2 separate regions of the Homo sapiens genome follow, and region 2 is linked to region 1. A link is an interaction called in ENCODE POLR2A ChIA-PET data of the cell type or tissue named here. Cell type or tissue: PC-9. All regions are shown on one strand.

Region 1 (8,000 bases):
CCAAGCAAATTGAACTGGAACTGCTAGAAAATGCAATATGGAAGTAGGAGATACTAAAAACTGTCAGTATTCACAGATTACATGATATTTATGGGATAGGGTATGTAAAATAAGAAAGTTAATTATGTTGCATACAAGATCAGAGTACAGAAGTCAACTGAGATAAATGAGAACAAAGTATCAATGTAGTTTTTAAAAACATATAATTAACAATGGCAATAAAACTACAAGTTATCTGGAAATAAATCTAATGAAACATGTCATAGTCCTTTACAGAGAAAATTATAATCCTAACTATAATTCATAAGATCTAAATTAATGGAGAAGCACAACATTCATGGAATTTTTTTTTTTTTTTTTTTTTTGAGACAGAGTTTCACTCTGTCACCAAGGCTGGAGTGCAGTGGTGCAATCTCGGCTCACTGCAACTTCTGCCTCCCAGGTTCAAGCGATTCTCCTGCCTCAGCCTCCCAAATAGCTGGGATTACAGGCATGCGCCACCACACCTGGCTAATTTTGTATTTTTTGTAGAGATGCAGTTTCGCCATGTTGGTCAGGCTGGTCTCAAACTCCTGACCTCACTCAGGTGATCCACCCACCTCAACCTCCCAAAGTGCTGATACTACAAGTGTGAGCCACCACACCCAACTACATTCATGGATTTCCATGTCAGGATAGGTTAGTGATAATAACCCCCAAATTTCCATGGCTTAAAAACAACCAACATTAGTTTCTCACTTAGACCATGCCTCAGTCATAGATCAGGAGGAGGGCTCTGCTCACTACAGTCGGCTGATAGAGCCAACACCATCTCAAACACCGCTAGTTAGTGCCATATCCTCAATCCTTCTGGCTCAATTCAACCCTTCTGTGGTGAAACTTCTGTGGTGAATCACATGTCTCTCACTGTGTCCCCAGCACTAAATTCTATTTTGTGCCCAAAAGAGAGAACTAGAAATATCTGGTAAACAGCACTAATGCTCACAAATAAACTCAATATTGCAAAGATGGGAAGCCCCCAACAGTCAAACATTCTCTACAGAAAACAGAGTGCTTTGTGAAAGCTGAAAAAAATTATAAAATTCCTTTGGAATATGAATGGAACAGAGTATGAAACAGCAAAGAGCCAAGAGTAACTGTCAATTTTCCATAAAAGTGCAGTAGGAGTGGCTCAATCAGATTTCAAGACTTATAAAGCTATGACAATTATTAAGATTGAGTGTGACAAAAGCACCGGTCAGCAAATAGACAAATCAATAGATTAAAACAGAGAACACAGAAAGAGAACTGGGAATACATGAAAACTTGAGATTGACAAAAATGCCATTAAGAATCAGAGAACAATGGACTACACATCAGAAAAAAAAAGATTCAAATCTAACAGTACCAAATGTTGGCAAAGATGGGAAACAAACCAAGAACTCTGGTCCACTACTGATGGGGTACATATTGATACAATCTCTGAAGAGCAATTCTGCAGTAAAGACATCTCTAGCAAAGTTGAAGAGGAACATACCCTTCCACCTAGCAATTCTGCCATTCAAGAAGCCCATCTACAAACTGTTTATCACCAGTCAGCAAAGAGATAAGGAACACTTTTTATTGAAAAAGTGCTTCTAGAATAAGAAGTGTTAAATAAATTAACAGTGATAGTTGATTTACATTTTGATGCAAGTTCCTTATTTGCAAGAAATAACTCCCTAATGCTCAGACAACACTTTATGTAACACCGTCCTAGAAAAAAACTCTCCCAGGGGCTGAGTGTGGTGGCTCACACCTTTAATCCCAGCACTTTAGGAGGCTGAGGTAGTCAGATCGCTTGAGCTCAGGAGTTCAAGACCAGCCTGGGCAACATGACAAAACTCCATCTCTACCAAAAAAAAAAAAAAAAATTAGCCAGGCATGGTGGTATGCACCTGTAGTCCCAGCTACTCAGTACTCGAGAGGCTGAGGTGGGAGAATCCCTTAAGCCTGCAATGAGTTGTGATCGTGTCCCTGCACTCCAGCATGGGCAACTGAGCAAGATCCTATCTCAAAAGAAAAAAAAAAAAAAAGAACTCTCCCAGGAAGAGACAAGCACAAGGACACATGTGTGAAAGTGTTCACAGCCCAGGATTAGTAAAAGCAAAAATATAAAAACAATCTAAATATCAGTCAACATGAGAAGGAATAAATTATGCAGAGTCACACAACGATGGAAATAAATAAACAAGGATTACATGTTACATGAGCCAACAAGACCATATCTGAAAAATCTAAGATCAAACAAAATAAGCTGCAGAAGGATATGTACAGTTTAGTCCCATTTATGGAAAGTTTTTAAACACAAAACATATTGGGTACGATACATCACAGTAATGACAATCTCTGAATGAAAAGGGAGAGGGAAGGAGGGGAGGAGGAAAGAGAGGAAAAAAGGGAAGAAAAGAAAAATGATATGATAAGGAGTAACACAGGGGGTTTGAATTGCATCTGCAATGTTTATTTCTTTAAAAAAATAAAATAAGGCCGGGCGTGGTGGCTCACGCTTGTAATCCCAGCACTTTGGGAGGCCAAGGCCAGTGGATCACCTGAGGTCGGGAGTTTGAGACCAGCCTGACCAAAATGGAGAAACCCCGTCTCTACTAAAAATACAAGGAGGCTGAGGCAGGAGAATAGCTTAAGCCCGGGAGGTGGAGGTTGTGGTGAGTCGAAATCATCCCACTGCACACCAACCTGGGCAACAAGAGCAAAACTCTGTCTCAAAATAAATAAATTAATTAATTAAAATAAAATACAAGACCTGAAGCTGATAGCAGAAAATGTAAAAATTTGACAAAGATGAGTCAGACATACATAAATGTTAATAAGATTACTCTCCAAGGCCGGGCACAGTGGCTCATGCCTGTAATCCCAGCACTTTGGGAGGCCGAGGTGGGTGGATCACCTGAGGTCAGGAGTTTGAGACCAGGCTGGCCAACATGGTGAAACCCTGTCTCTACTTAAAATAAAAAAATTAGCCAGGCATGGTGGCGGGCGCCTGTAATCCGAGCTACTCGGGAAGTTGAGGCAGGAGAATTGCTTGAACCTGGGAGAAGGAGGTTGCAGTGAGCCGAGATCGTGCCATTGCACTGCAGCCTGGGCTACAAGAGCAAAAAAAACTCCATGTCAACATTACTCTCCATACTTTCCTTCATGGTTGAAATAATTCGTTATTTTTAAAAGAATATATATATATATATATTCCATGATAATTTTATTTTATGATATAATTATATAAAAAGTGAAAGAAAATACATCAGTAATTTTTCTTAATACTTTTCAAATATTTTTCAGTGAAAATACATTTTTTGATTAGAAAAAAACAGCATACAGGCCAGCATATGCAGTGGCTCACTCCTGTAATCCCAGCACTCTGGGAAGCTAAGGCAGAAGAATCACTGGAGCCCAGGAGTTTGAGACCAGCCTCGGCAACACAGCAAGACCCCATCTCTACAAAAAATTGAAAAATGAGCCAGGCATGGTGGTGCGTCCCTGTAGTGCCAGCTACACAGGGGGCTGAGGTGGGAAAATCGCTTCAGCTCAGGAGGTTGAGGCTGCAGTGAGCTAGATCATGCCTCTGCACTCCAGCCCGGGTAACAGAGCAAGACCCTGTCCCAAAAAAAAAAAGTATACAGAGCAAATATTTTTCAAAAATCAAAAATCCATGTTTTAAAGACAAGAAAAAAAATTTTTAATCACAGAACTTTGAAGCTTGAAAGGAACCTTAAAGCCTATGAAAGAACAAAAAGAGGCAGGGCACGGTGGCTCACACCTGTAATCCCAGCATTTTGGGAGGCCGAGGTAAGTGATCACGAGGTCAGGAGTTCAAGACCAGCCAGGCCAACATGGTGAAACCCATGTCTAGTAAAAATACAAAAATTAGCTGGGCATGATGGTGTGCATCTGTAATCCCAGCTACTCAGGAGGCTGAGGCAGGAGAATCGCTTGAACCCGGGAGGTAGAGGTTGCAGTGAGCCATGATGGCGCCATTGCACTCCAGCCTGGGCGACAGAGCGAGACTCCGTCTCAAAAAATAAAAAAAAAGAAAGAACAAAAAGAACATTTGATCTCAAAGGAAAAGTATCAAAACCCTGAGAATCTTAAAATTCCAAAACAAAACAAAAATCCAGTTTAGCTCATGTTAACTATGACATTCTTGTAGGAGGAAAAAAAATCTACTAAAAATATAAATAACTAAATACACACACACACACACACACACACACACACACACACACACGTTTTTATTTTGGAGACAGGGTTCTGCTGTTGCCCAAGCTGAGGTGCAGTGATGCAGTTACAGCTCATTGCAGTCTCAAGCCATTCTTCCACCTCAGCCTTGGAAGTAGCTAGAATCACAGACATATGCCACTGCACCCAGCTAGTTGTTTTATTTTTTGTAGAGATGAGGTCATCCTATTTTGCCCAAGCAATCCTCCCACTTCAGCCTCCCAAAGTGCTGGGATTACAGGCGTGAGCCACCACACCCAGCTCATTTATTTTCCTTTAAATAATTCAAATTTATCTTATTCGCCTGTCTTTAGTTTCTCTATCTAAAGACGAAGAAGGAACACTCCCTCCTCCTACCCGCATAAAAAGAAAACGACCAGTAAAGGTTTAAAGACTTCAGCACATTCTTCAGATCTCTCTCAAAAACACAACTTTAACTTCTAAATTAGGGAGGAAAAGCTATTTTCTTACAGGACTAGAAAAAACAATAAACCTACAATTACTTATTTTTCCCTCACATCATTATTAATGGAAAAAGCATGTTAAAAAAGAGAAGAGAAAAAAGAAGAGAAGAGATGAGAAAAAAGAAGAGATGAGAAAAGAGAAGAGAAGAGAGAAGAGAAGAGAAATCAGTTTCCTTTCAGGACAACCTGAACATCAAAATAGTCCTTTAAAATTATACAAGAAAAGTATACTATCAAAAGGAATAGAGAAAGGATTCTATTTAAGGCAATGTTATCCCTGTTTGGTTGAATTTCAGAGGATTCTTTCTGGTTTGTTTAATTATGTGTCATTACTAACTTACTTCATGAGCACGAATTACTTGCGTGAATTTCTGAGTGACAGGTTTCAGGTTTTTTAAGGTTGCTTAAATTTTCTACAAAAAATATTTTTTTCCTGAATATGAAAGTAAATTTTAAAATACAAATCAGGTTAGAGGTCTTAAGTAGAAGCTGAAATTGAAGAGAAAGCTGAAAATACCTAAGACCACCGCTAACACCACACGATATTTTTTAAAAGATCTATCAAGTTACTACAGAAATATATTACACTATAATAGACGATTTCAGAAAGAAATATTCTCTCTAATGGTATTTACTTTCTTCTGATTCACAGATATAAGTATATAAAATACATCACAGTCACAAAGCAGTTTCACATGGCCTTCTGAGCCTCAGAAAAATGTTGTGAGGTGCACTTATAGATGCATTTATAGACTCACCACCTAACTGACCTGCCAGAGGTCACCATGTGAATGATACACAGATTCAGAAGCTGAACCCAGGACCTGAGGTCAGGAGTTCAAGACCAGCCTGACCAATATGATGAAACCCCATCTCTATTAAAAATATAAAAATTACTCAGGCGTGGTGGCATGTGACTGTAGTCCCAGCTACTAGGAAGGATGAGACAGAACTGCTTGAACCCAGGAGGCAGAGGTTGCAGTGAGCCGAGATCACGCCACTGCACTTCAGCCTGGGCATCAGAACAAGACTCAGCCTCAAAAAACAAAACAAAACAAAAACAAACAAGCTGAACCCAGAGAGGGCTTTACCCTCCAAGCGCACACTGGAACACAGTACCTGCCTGTAAAGAACTTCTAGTAAAGCAAGTAGTATTAGCTCCAATTTACAGTTGAGGAAACAGAGCCTTGAAAACATTCTGTTGACCAAGATTCCAAAACTACTAAGTGGCAGGGCTGATTCAAACCCTAGACAGTCCAATGCTCCTTCTAGCACACTAAATTATAACATGGTTTAAGCGAGAAAGTAGGTGGAGAAGATACTAAATCTTACTAGACAACTGTATACGACGTGACTCCAAACCAGCAGAGATGCAGCAGTTACTGCCGAGAGAAGGAAAGGAAGAGAACAGAAAAAGATGAAGAGGAAGGGGTGAACCAGTAAAAGGGCAGAAAATCAAGCACTCTTAAAACAAGGCCTTTTCCTAGGACATACCAATTCTGGGCAAAGAGAGTGAGTGAGAGAGAGAGAGAGAGAGAGAGAGCGAGCGTGTGTGTGTGTTTCATGTCCAAGCTCAAACGTGTGTGTGTGTGTGTTTCACGTCCAAGCTGAAACATTTTCAGAAGTGGGAGCCCAGAAACTAAGAAAAGAATAAGAAACTAAAGTATAGGGAATTCACAAAAATTGGAAATATCAGGCTGGAAGGTAGGGAAGAGAATGGACTCTGACAGTCAGTACAATTAGGAGTTTGAGGCTAAAACTATGGAAAAATAAGGAAGCCCTAGTTGGCATCTAGATTTTGTGTGTAATACTAGTATTTTCTGGTAGATCAATCCTGTGAATTATAAATCTAACCAGATACTAACCGGAAGTTAAAGTCCACTTCATCTATCTGAAATATCATCTCAATTCCCCAAAAGCCACGCTAATACTTGGCAAAACCCAAATGAGGCCAGCAGGATGCTTCTTTAAGAATTAATTAGCTGAGCGTGATGGCAGGCCCCGTAATCCCAGCTATTTGGGAGGCTGAGGCAGGAGAAATCACTTGAACCCAGGAGGCAGAGGTTACAGTAAGCCAAAATTGTGCCACTGCATTCCAGCCTGGGCAACATAGCGAGACTCTGTCTCCAAAAAAACAAAGCAGCCGGGTGCAGTGGCTCACACCTGTAATCCCAGCACTTTGGAGGCCAAGGCAGGTGAATCACGAGGTCAGGTGAATTTGAGACCAGCCCGGCCAACATGGTGAAACCCTGTCTATACTAAACATACAAAAAATTAGCTGGGCGTGGTGACGGGCGCCTGCAATCCCAGCTACTCGGGAGGCTGAGGCAGGAGAATGATTTGAACCCGGGAGGTGGAGCAGTGAGCCGAGATCCAGCCACTGTACTCTAGCCCAGGCGACAGTACGAGACTCCGTCCCGCCAGGCGCGGTGGCTCACGCCTGTAATCCCAGCACTTCGGGAGGCCGAGGTGGATGGATCACAAGGTCAGGAGATCGAGACCACCCTGGTTAACACAGTGAAACCCCATCTCTACTAAAAATACAAAAATTAGCTAGGCATGGTGGCGGGCGCCTGTAGTCCTAGCTACTCGGGAGGCTGAGGCAGCAGAATGGCGTGAACCCGGGAGGTGGAGCTTGCAGTGAGCCGAGATCGCGCCACTGCACTCCAGCCTGAGTGACAGAGCGAGACTCTGTCTCAAAAAAAAAAAAGACGCCATCTCAAAAAAAAGAATGTCTAGAAATGTGATCTCTACTCCTGTTTGTAAAGAGTTACCCCCATCCCCAGCCTTTTTTACAGAACTCAACAGATGCAAATGTACTTAAAAGGAGAATGTCAGGCAGTCTAGCAGAAAACATAAATATAAGTTGGGAGTGGGGAGAAGATCCATTACCAGAAAGAGACAATCCATCAAGGTTCCTGCAGGAGCTGCCTCTCTCCAGCCAGGGCCCAAGAGGTGGCAATGAGTACCTTCACAGGCAACAAAGTCCTGAGCAGGAGGTCCCTGCTGATGGAGTCCTTTGCTAGTAACTCTGCCCACCCCAGAATTAAGGCAATCAGACAGATTATCTTTCTGTTCCCTAGTCCACCAGTCTGTCCCCCAAGGGCCCAGGCAGATACCCTAATCTGGAAACCCTTGCATCTGGATCTACTACAGGCTAGGCTCTTTAAACAGGGAAGAGGAAAAGAGTCTTTCTTTCCCTGGCCTTTTTTTTTTTTTTAGTGAAGTCTTGCTCTGTCACCCAGGCTGCAGTGCAGTGGCGCAATCTCTGCTCACCACAACCTC
Region 2 (8,000 bases), 110 kb after region 1:
AACAGAGCAAGACCTTGTCTCAAAACAAACAAACCAATAAACAAAAAAGCAAAATGAAAGTGAAATGCTGTTTCTGGATTTGTGCGTGTTGATGAGAATGTTGGTTTTTGTTTTTTTACTGAGAGCAAAAAAGCATATGTAGCATTAAACCTGGAGGAAATCATTGCTTGCCTCTGAGCTATCCTAACAGTGGAATATGTTAGAATTTCTGGGGCTCTGTGGCAGGGCAGAATTCCATCTGATTAAAATGGAACGGACAAGGCCAGCTGACATCTCAAAGTCCTGTCTGAGCAGCTGAGCTTCCAAAGACTAATTGCTAAAAAGACTAGATCGAGTTACTGTATCCAAAATATTTGGCTATTCCTAATCGGACTGTGGTTAAGAAAAGGCCTCCTGCAGCTTTGCTCAGTTGGCAGGCAGACAATTTCCCATGATTCCAGCTTAGCACCAGTTAGAAAATTATAGGGGGAAAAAAAAGTCCCTAACAATAAGATTGCCAAGTAAATCTGGAGTTTCCTTCTTGGTAATGATTTTGATTTTTCACAACCTGAGAGGGAATCTACAAGTTGCCCTTTGTCAGCCCCTTCCTTTCTAGCCCCCCCATCTCCATACAGTTGTGTGGTGGTTAACCAGTGGGGCTATAAGGTTTCATTCCCATTAGTCAAGCTCATCATAGAATAAATAACCATTGATTTATGGTTGCCTGGATCCTGATTAGAGTCTGGAAGATTCCTTTTTTTCCTACTTTCTCGTACTTTCTCCTTTTTTGGGGGGGGACCATAGGTAATTTGTGATCTCTCTTAATAGCACAGAATCACTGTAGCAGAAACAGACTCTGTATGAGGAGCTTAGAAGACTGGTCTTTGTTTTGAGTCTGTTGCCAATAGGAGTTAAAGAGTCTCTGGTCCTCTTGGCCATTCCTCTCCACACCCATAAAATGAGAGGCCTGTACAAGGCATCTCACAGGACTGGGATTTAATGAATATGGTTCTCTGGTTGATACTGCTTTTGGACCTCAGAGTGTGGAGCGGGAGGGATGTGGTTTCAGCATAAGAGAGTAGGGAGTGGGGAATGGAGCGCATGGCAGGGCACCAGAGAAATAAAACAAGGACAATCAAGGAATGGAGGGAAGCTGCTGCTCCCTTCCCTTTTAGTGGCAATTGTCAGCCTGCTGAGGCCAAGACGCCCTACTGCTCCAAGAAGCACTGCCCAAGATTTCTGAAGGGCATGGCAGTCTGCTCTTCCCTTCACCCACAGCAAGTCACACTTTATTCCTCTCGCACCTCCAGCAATGTCTCTAATATCCAGAGGAACCTGAATATTTTACCAGCCAGACCAAGGTGTTCTGTTTCTAAATCAAATCATCACTGTCTTTTTACAGTTTTGCATTAAATGATAGGTAAAAACTAAAACTTTTAATAACTGTTTCTTTTATATTTGTAGATCTTGCTGTTTCTCTACATAAAAATCTAATATAAGCTGATTTAGCACAAAATATGTGAAATTATATATATTTTTATTTCTTTTGTTATTGTTTTTGTTATTATTATTTTGAGACAGGCTGTCACTTTGTCACCCAGGCTGGAGTGCAGTGGCAGGAACACAGCTCACTGCAGCCTCGCCTCCCAGGCTCAAGCAATCCTCCCACTTCAGCCTCTTGAGTAGCTGGGACTACAGGTGTACACCACCACACCCAGCTTATTTTTGTATTTTTTGTAGAGACGGCATTTTGCCATGTTGCCCAGGATGGTCTCAAACTCCTGAGCACTCACAAAGTGAGACTCTGTCTTAAAAAAAAAAAAAAAAGAATATATGAAAATCTTTCTAATAATTTCAGAGTCACTGGCCTATGGCATATCTGTGAATTTTCTCCTTGTCCAGCCTTGTGACATATGGGATCGTGTGCATGTGCTCATTACCTGGGGGAAGTGGGCCGGTTCTGTTATATGTAGAGATGGCTCCACATATGGCAATCCTTCCAAATTTCTTCATCTGGCCGATAACAGTGTTTGAAAACTCTCCACCTACCTAAACAGATAGCAAAGACAAAATGTTAAATAATCTAAATACTAGAGATTCAGGAGAATCATTAAGTCACAAGCATTATTTTACAATACCTGTTTTAGCAGCAACAAAACTGACTGAATTAGCCCAACAGTGCAGAAGACTGCAGTTAGAAAAAGACATTAGAAACAGGCATTTTCGGCCGGGCACGGTGGCTTACACCTGTAATCCCAACACTTTGGAAGGTTGAGGTGGGTGGATCACCTGAGGTCAGGCGTTCCAGACCAGCCTGGCCAACATGGTAAAATCCTGTCTCTACTAAAGATACAAAAAATTAGAAGGGCATGGTGGTGGGCACCCATAATCCCAGCTACTTGGGAGGCTGAGGCAGGAGAACTGCTTGAACCCAGGAGGCGGAGGTTGCATTGAGCTGAGATCACACTACTGCACTCCAGCCTGGGCAAGAGAGCAAGACTCCATCTCAAGAAAAAAAGAAAAATAAATAAACAGGCTTTTTCATTTGATTCTAAGACCATACCTTTTATAACTTATACATTTTCCTTTATTATATATTGAGGTTCTCTGATCAGTCCAATAACCTCATTGTCTTATAATTTAAAGGTATGGAAAAATACTCAAAAGGTGTATAGAGAACAAAGTTGGAAGACTGGCACTTTTCAATTTCAAAACTTAATACAAAGCTAAATTAATTAAGATAGTGTGAGAGTAGAAATACAGATCAATGGAACTGAATCACGAGTCCAAAAATGAACCCTTACATTTAGGATCAATTGGTTTTCTACAGAAGTGCTAAAGCAGTTCAATAGAGGAAAAATAGTCCTTTCAATAAACGTGCCGAACAACTGGATTTCCACATGGAAAATAATGCAATTGGGCCTCTTCCTTATACTACACACAAAAATTAACTTAAAATGCATCGTAGACCTGAATGTAACAGCTAAAACTATAAAACTCTTAGAAGAAAACACAGGAATAAATATTCATGACTCTGAGAAAGGAAAAGCCTTCTTAGACATGACACCAAAAGCTCAAGGAACAAAAGAAAAATAGATTAATTGGGCTTCATCAAAATTTAAAACTTTCATGCTTCAAAGAATACCATCAAGAAAGTGAAAGCCAGCCTGGGCAACATAGTGAGACTCCATCTCTACAAAAAAAAAATACATAAAAATTAGCTGGGTATGATGGTGCATGTCTGTGGTCCCAGCTACTTGGGAGGCTGAGGCAGGAGGTTGGCTTGAACCTGGGAGGTCAAGGCTGCAGTGAGCTGTCATCACATACTGCACTCCAGATTGGGAGACAGAGTGAGACTGGTGAGACTGAGTCTCAAAAAAAAAAAAGGGCAAAAACAAAAACAGAAAGAAGGTTAAAGGCAATTCACTGAATAGGAAAAAATATTTGCAAGCCATATAGAGTTGGTCCTCATTATTAGTGGATTTCATATTTGCATATTGTAAACTACTTGCTAAAATTTTATTTGTAACCTCAAACCAGTACTCACTAAGCTTTCCCTGGTCACTTGCAGACATACATGGAGCAGTAAAAAAGATGCAGATGTTCTCTGAGGCTGAATAAGACCATGCTCTGCCTTCTTGTTTCAACTGTTACACAGAGATGACCAGAGGATGGGGCCACTGCAGTGCAGTTCAAGAGGCTCTGGTTCGGGGAAGAGCTGGATGGAGTATGAATCCCAACTCTGGGGGTATTAGCTAGTGGAGTGGCCATAGGCAAGTTACTTAACACTTCTGAACCTCCTTTTGTCTTTCATAAAATAAAAGCTACTAGGATGAGTTGTTTTAAGGATTTCAGATTATAGTCTATGTGAGATATGTGCAAACATGTACATATTTCCCCTAGAAGCAATGGTTTTCAGCCTTGGTGGTGACCTTATAGAACATAAATATTGTGAATAATGAAAATCCACTGAATCTAATAAGGGACTTGTATCGGTAAGATGTAAAGAACTCTTGGCCAGGTGTGGTGGCTCATGCCTATAATCCCAGCACTTTGGGAGGCCAAGGCAGGTGGATCACCTGAGGTCAGGAGTTCGAGACCAACCTGGCCAACATGACGAAACTCCGTCTCTATTTAAAATACAAAAATTAGCTGGGCATGGTGGTGCATGCCTGTAATCCCAGCTACTCGGGAGGCTGAGGCAGGAGAATCACTTGAACTCGGGAGGTGGAGGTTGCAGTGAGCCAAGATCGCGCCACTGCACTCCAGCCTGGATGACAGAGCAAAAAACTGTCTCAAAAAAAAAAAAATCTTACAACCTCACAAATAACCTAGTTCAAAAATGGGCAAAGATTTTGAACAGATATTTCTCCAAAGAAGATATACAAATGGCAAATACATACGTTGAAAGATCCTTAATATTGTTAGCCATAGGGAAATGCAAGTCAAACTCAAATCAGAATGAAATATCACTTCAAACCTACTAGGATGGTTATAATAAAAAAGACAGACAATAGCACGTGTTGGTGAGTATGTAGAGAAGTTGGAACCCTCATACACTGCTTGTGGGAATGTAAAGTACTGTAGCCACTTTGCAAAACAGTTTGACAGCTCCTCAAAATGTTAAACATGAAATTATCATATGACCCAGCAATTCTACTCATAGGTATATACTTAAAAGAAATGAAAAATCCACACAAAAACCTCTGCATGAATGTTCATAGTAACATTATACTTCATAGCCAGAAAGTATAAGCTAATACCCATCAGGCTGGGTGTGGTGGCTCACGCCTGTAATCCTAGCACTTTGGGAGGCCGAGTTGGGAGGTTTGCTTGAGCCCAGGAGTTCCAGACCAGCCTGGGCAACATGGCGAAACCCCATCTCTACTAAAAATATAAAAATTAGTTGCGTGTGGTGGCACATCCCTATAGTCCCAGCTACTTGGGAGGCTGAGGTGGAAGGATTGCTTGAGCGAGGGAGGTCGAGGCTGCAGTGAGCCACGATCACACCACTGCACTCCAGCCTAGGTGACAGAGTGAGATCCTGTCTCAAAAAACAAAAAAAAGGAATAAAGCACTGATAAATTCTATGATATGGATGAAACTTGAAAACATTTTGCTAAGTGAAAGATGCCAGTCATAAGAGACCACTTTTAGTGGGGAGGAGGGTGGTAATGGAGAGTGACTGCTAATGAGTAGCGTTTTTTGGGGGGGGTGATGAAAATATTCTTAAACTGGTTGTACAATTTTGCCAATATAGTAAAAAACATTGACTTCTACACGTTAAATGAGTGAATTACATGGTACATGAATGATATCTCAATAAAGCTGTTTTTTAAAAAAGGCATATATACTTTCTTCATGTACCCCAAAATGGAAACTCTAGGAATATATTCCCTTGTATCAGCGGTCCTCAACCTTTTTGGCACCAGGGAGCAGTTTCATTGGAAGACAATTTTTCCATCGATTGTTGGGGGGATGGTTTCAAGGATGATTCAAGTACATTGTGTTTATTGTGCACTTTATTTCTATTATTATTGCAATGTAATATACAATGAAATAATTATACAACTCACCATAACCATAGAATCAGTGGGTGAGTTTTCCTGCAACTAGACGGTCCCATCTGGGGGTGATGGGAGACAGTGACAGATCATTAGGCATCAGGCATCATCAGGCACCTGAGTAGTGCGATCTCCATAAGGAACGCACAACCTAGATCCCTCACATGCATAGTTCACAACAGGGTTTACACTTCTATGGGAATCTAATGCTGCCACTGTTCTGAGAAGAGGCGGAGCTCAGGCAGTAATGGGAGCAATGGGGAAGGGCTGTAAATACAGATGAAGCTTTGCTTGCTCACCTGCCCCTCACCTCCTGCTGTGCATCCCAGTTCCTGATAGGCTATGGACCACTAACCATCCATGGCCCAGGGGTAGGAGACTCCTGCTTTATATAGTACTTCCATAATAAATTAGATATTAAGTCCAGTTTGTACTTACATTATCAAAATAACAATCATAACCATCAGGAGACGCTTTCTTCAAGGTTTCTTCCAAAGACTCTACCGTCTTGTAGTTAAAGACGACATCAAATCCAAGCTTTTGAAGGTAGGCAACCTTTTCATCAGACCCTACTGCTCCAACAACTTTGCAGCCCTAAGTAGAAAAAAAAAAAAAAAGGAAACCATGAATAAGTCACAAGCATGGACCAACACTACTTTCCTGGTCTCGTATGCCTAGGTTCCCTAGGAACACTCTCTTAGGTGCTGAGCCACATATAAAAGGAATACCATAATGGGCCAACAGATCCCATAGGTGAAATCAGTCCCCGGACCATCCTACAACTCAGCTTCAGCTTGCTTCTGACCACCCAGCAGGTCCCTTCTGCATTTATTTGGTTCATAGTTCCACCAGCTGGTTTCACAACCGATCCATTTGACTTCCTTGGTTCTTTGTTTCTGGGCTTCTCTTCCTTGCAATGCAGTGTATGCCATCTCTTGGTACAGTCATTCTTCAGACTATTATTTTGTCTCAGCTCTGTGACTCCCACATCACAGACAGCCCTCCTAGTAACTGCCCCCTTATCCTTTTTTGATTTTTTAAATGTTTATATTTTTTTGAGACATGGTCTCACTCTGTTGCCCAGGCTGGAGTGCAGTAGCACGAACATGGCTCACTGCAACCTTGACCTCTTAAGCTCGTGATCCTCCCACCTCAGCCTCCTAAGTAGCTGGGACCACAGGTGCATACCACTACATCTGGCCTTATATTTTTTAAATTTTCACAGAGACAGGGTCTCACTATATTGCCCAGGCTGATCTCGAACTCCTAGGCTCAAGTGATCCTTCTGCCTTGGCCTCCTAAAGTGCCCAGGCTGATCTTGAACTCCTGGGCTCAAGTGATCCTCCTGCCTCAGCCTTCTAAAGTGCTCGGATTACAGGCATGAGCCACTGCACCAGGCCCCCTTTATCCTTTGATTTAGTCCAAAGCACCAGACTACACGCTTCCTAATCACAGAGGAGCTAGGAAGCATTCTGAAAAGCACTTTCAGGATGACACTACAGATTATAGTGGTTCATAGAAACTAGCTTTTCAGAAAGCTCCCTTATACTCTAAATGTATTATGAAGACCAGAATATGTGCCACTGTGCATTTTCAATCGAGGAAAAACCCCAGTTGGATTTACATGAATCTCTGTACAAATAGTGACGGCCACAGGCTTTTTCCATTCCTTCATGATTCCAGAAAAAACTATTGCAAGAGAGCCCTCCTTGGTCCTTTTTCCTTCTAAGACTATAGACTATCATAGGATGATCTCTTTCACTCTTATGACCTCCTTTATGCAGATTATTAATTAATCTATTAATTCTATCTATTAATGTTAGCCCATTTTTTTTCTCCTGAGTTCCAAATCAGTATTTCCAACAACCTATAGATGTCCTCACACTTGGATGTCCTGTAGGTCCCTCATAAATAGTGTGTTCAAAAGGGAATATACTTTTTTCCTTGCTTCTTACTTATTTCTTTTCTATCCACTATTATAAGAGAATGATACCACTCAGTTATCCAAACCTGAAACATGGCTCAAAGGAGAAGCTTTCCTTTGTCTTATGATCCATGTCCAATCATCTGGTTTTCTTCCTCTTTTTTAACCAAACAGCCTTAAAATCCGACTCTGGGCCAGGCGCGGTGGCTCACGCCTGTAATCCCAGCACTTTGGGGGGCTGAGGTGGGTGGATCACCGGAGGTCGGGAGTTCGAGACCAGCCTGACCAACACGGAGAAACCCCATCTCTACTAAAAATACAAAATTAGCCAGGCGTGGTGGCACATGCCTGTAATCCTAGCTACTCGGGAAGCTGAGGCAGGAGAATAGCTTGAACCTGGGAGGCAGAGGTTGCGGTGAGCTGAGATCGCACCATTGCACTCCAGCCTGGACAACAAGAGCGAAACTCCATCTCAAAAAAAAAAAAAAAAGCTGACTCTGACTTCCAATCTTTGTCGATGCATCAAAATTTTC

The links. Peaks named below come from ENCODE experiments on the same cell type or tissue, not always from the same donor. Only the 100,000 strongest peaks of a DNase experiment are listed, where the experiment ranks them.
Region 2: POLR2A ChIA-PET joins it to region 1 with 9 read pairs; 5 of 35 experiments call an interaction of 5 or more read pairs at or near these places.

What each region holds. Positions count from the first base shown.
Region 1 is chr9:111,462,396-111,470,395 of GRCh38, forward strand. All of the region lies in intron 2 of ECPAS (Ecm29 proteasome adaptor and scaffold), which reads right to left. Among named protein-coding and RNA genes, the nearest start is that of ECPAS, 18 kb to the right of the region's middle. In PC-9, no CTCF peak of the experiment used is centred here; no DNase peak of the experiment used is centred here; H3K27ac peaks cover 854 bases.
Region 2 is chr9:111,572,815-111,580,814 of GRCh38, forward strand. PTGR1 (prostaglandin reductase 1) reads right to left here. Exons shown (of 10, transcript NM_001146108.2): 7 at 5,982-6,137; 8 at 1,920-2,028. It also overlaps a transcript of ZNF483 not described here. Among named protein-coding and RNA genes, the nearest start is that of PTGR1, 23 kb to the right of the region's middle. RefSeq lists an enhancer at 39-208. In PC-9, no CTCF peak of the experiment used is centred here; no DNase peak of the experiment used is centred here.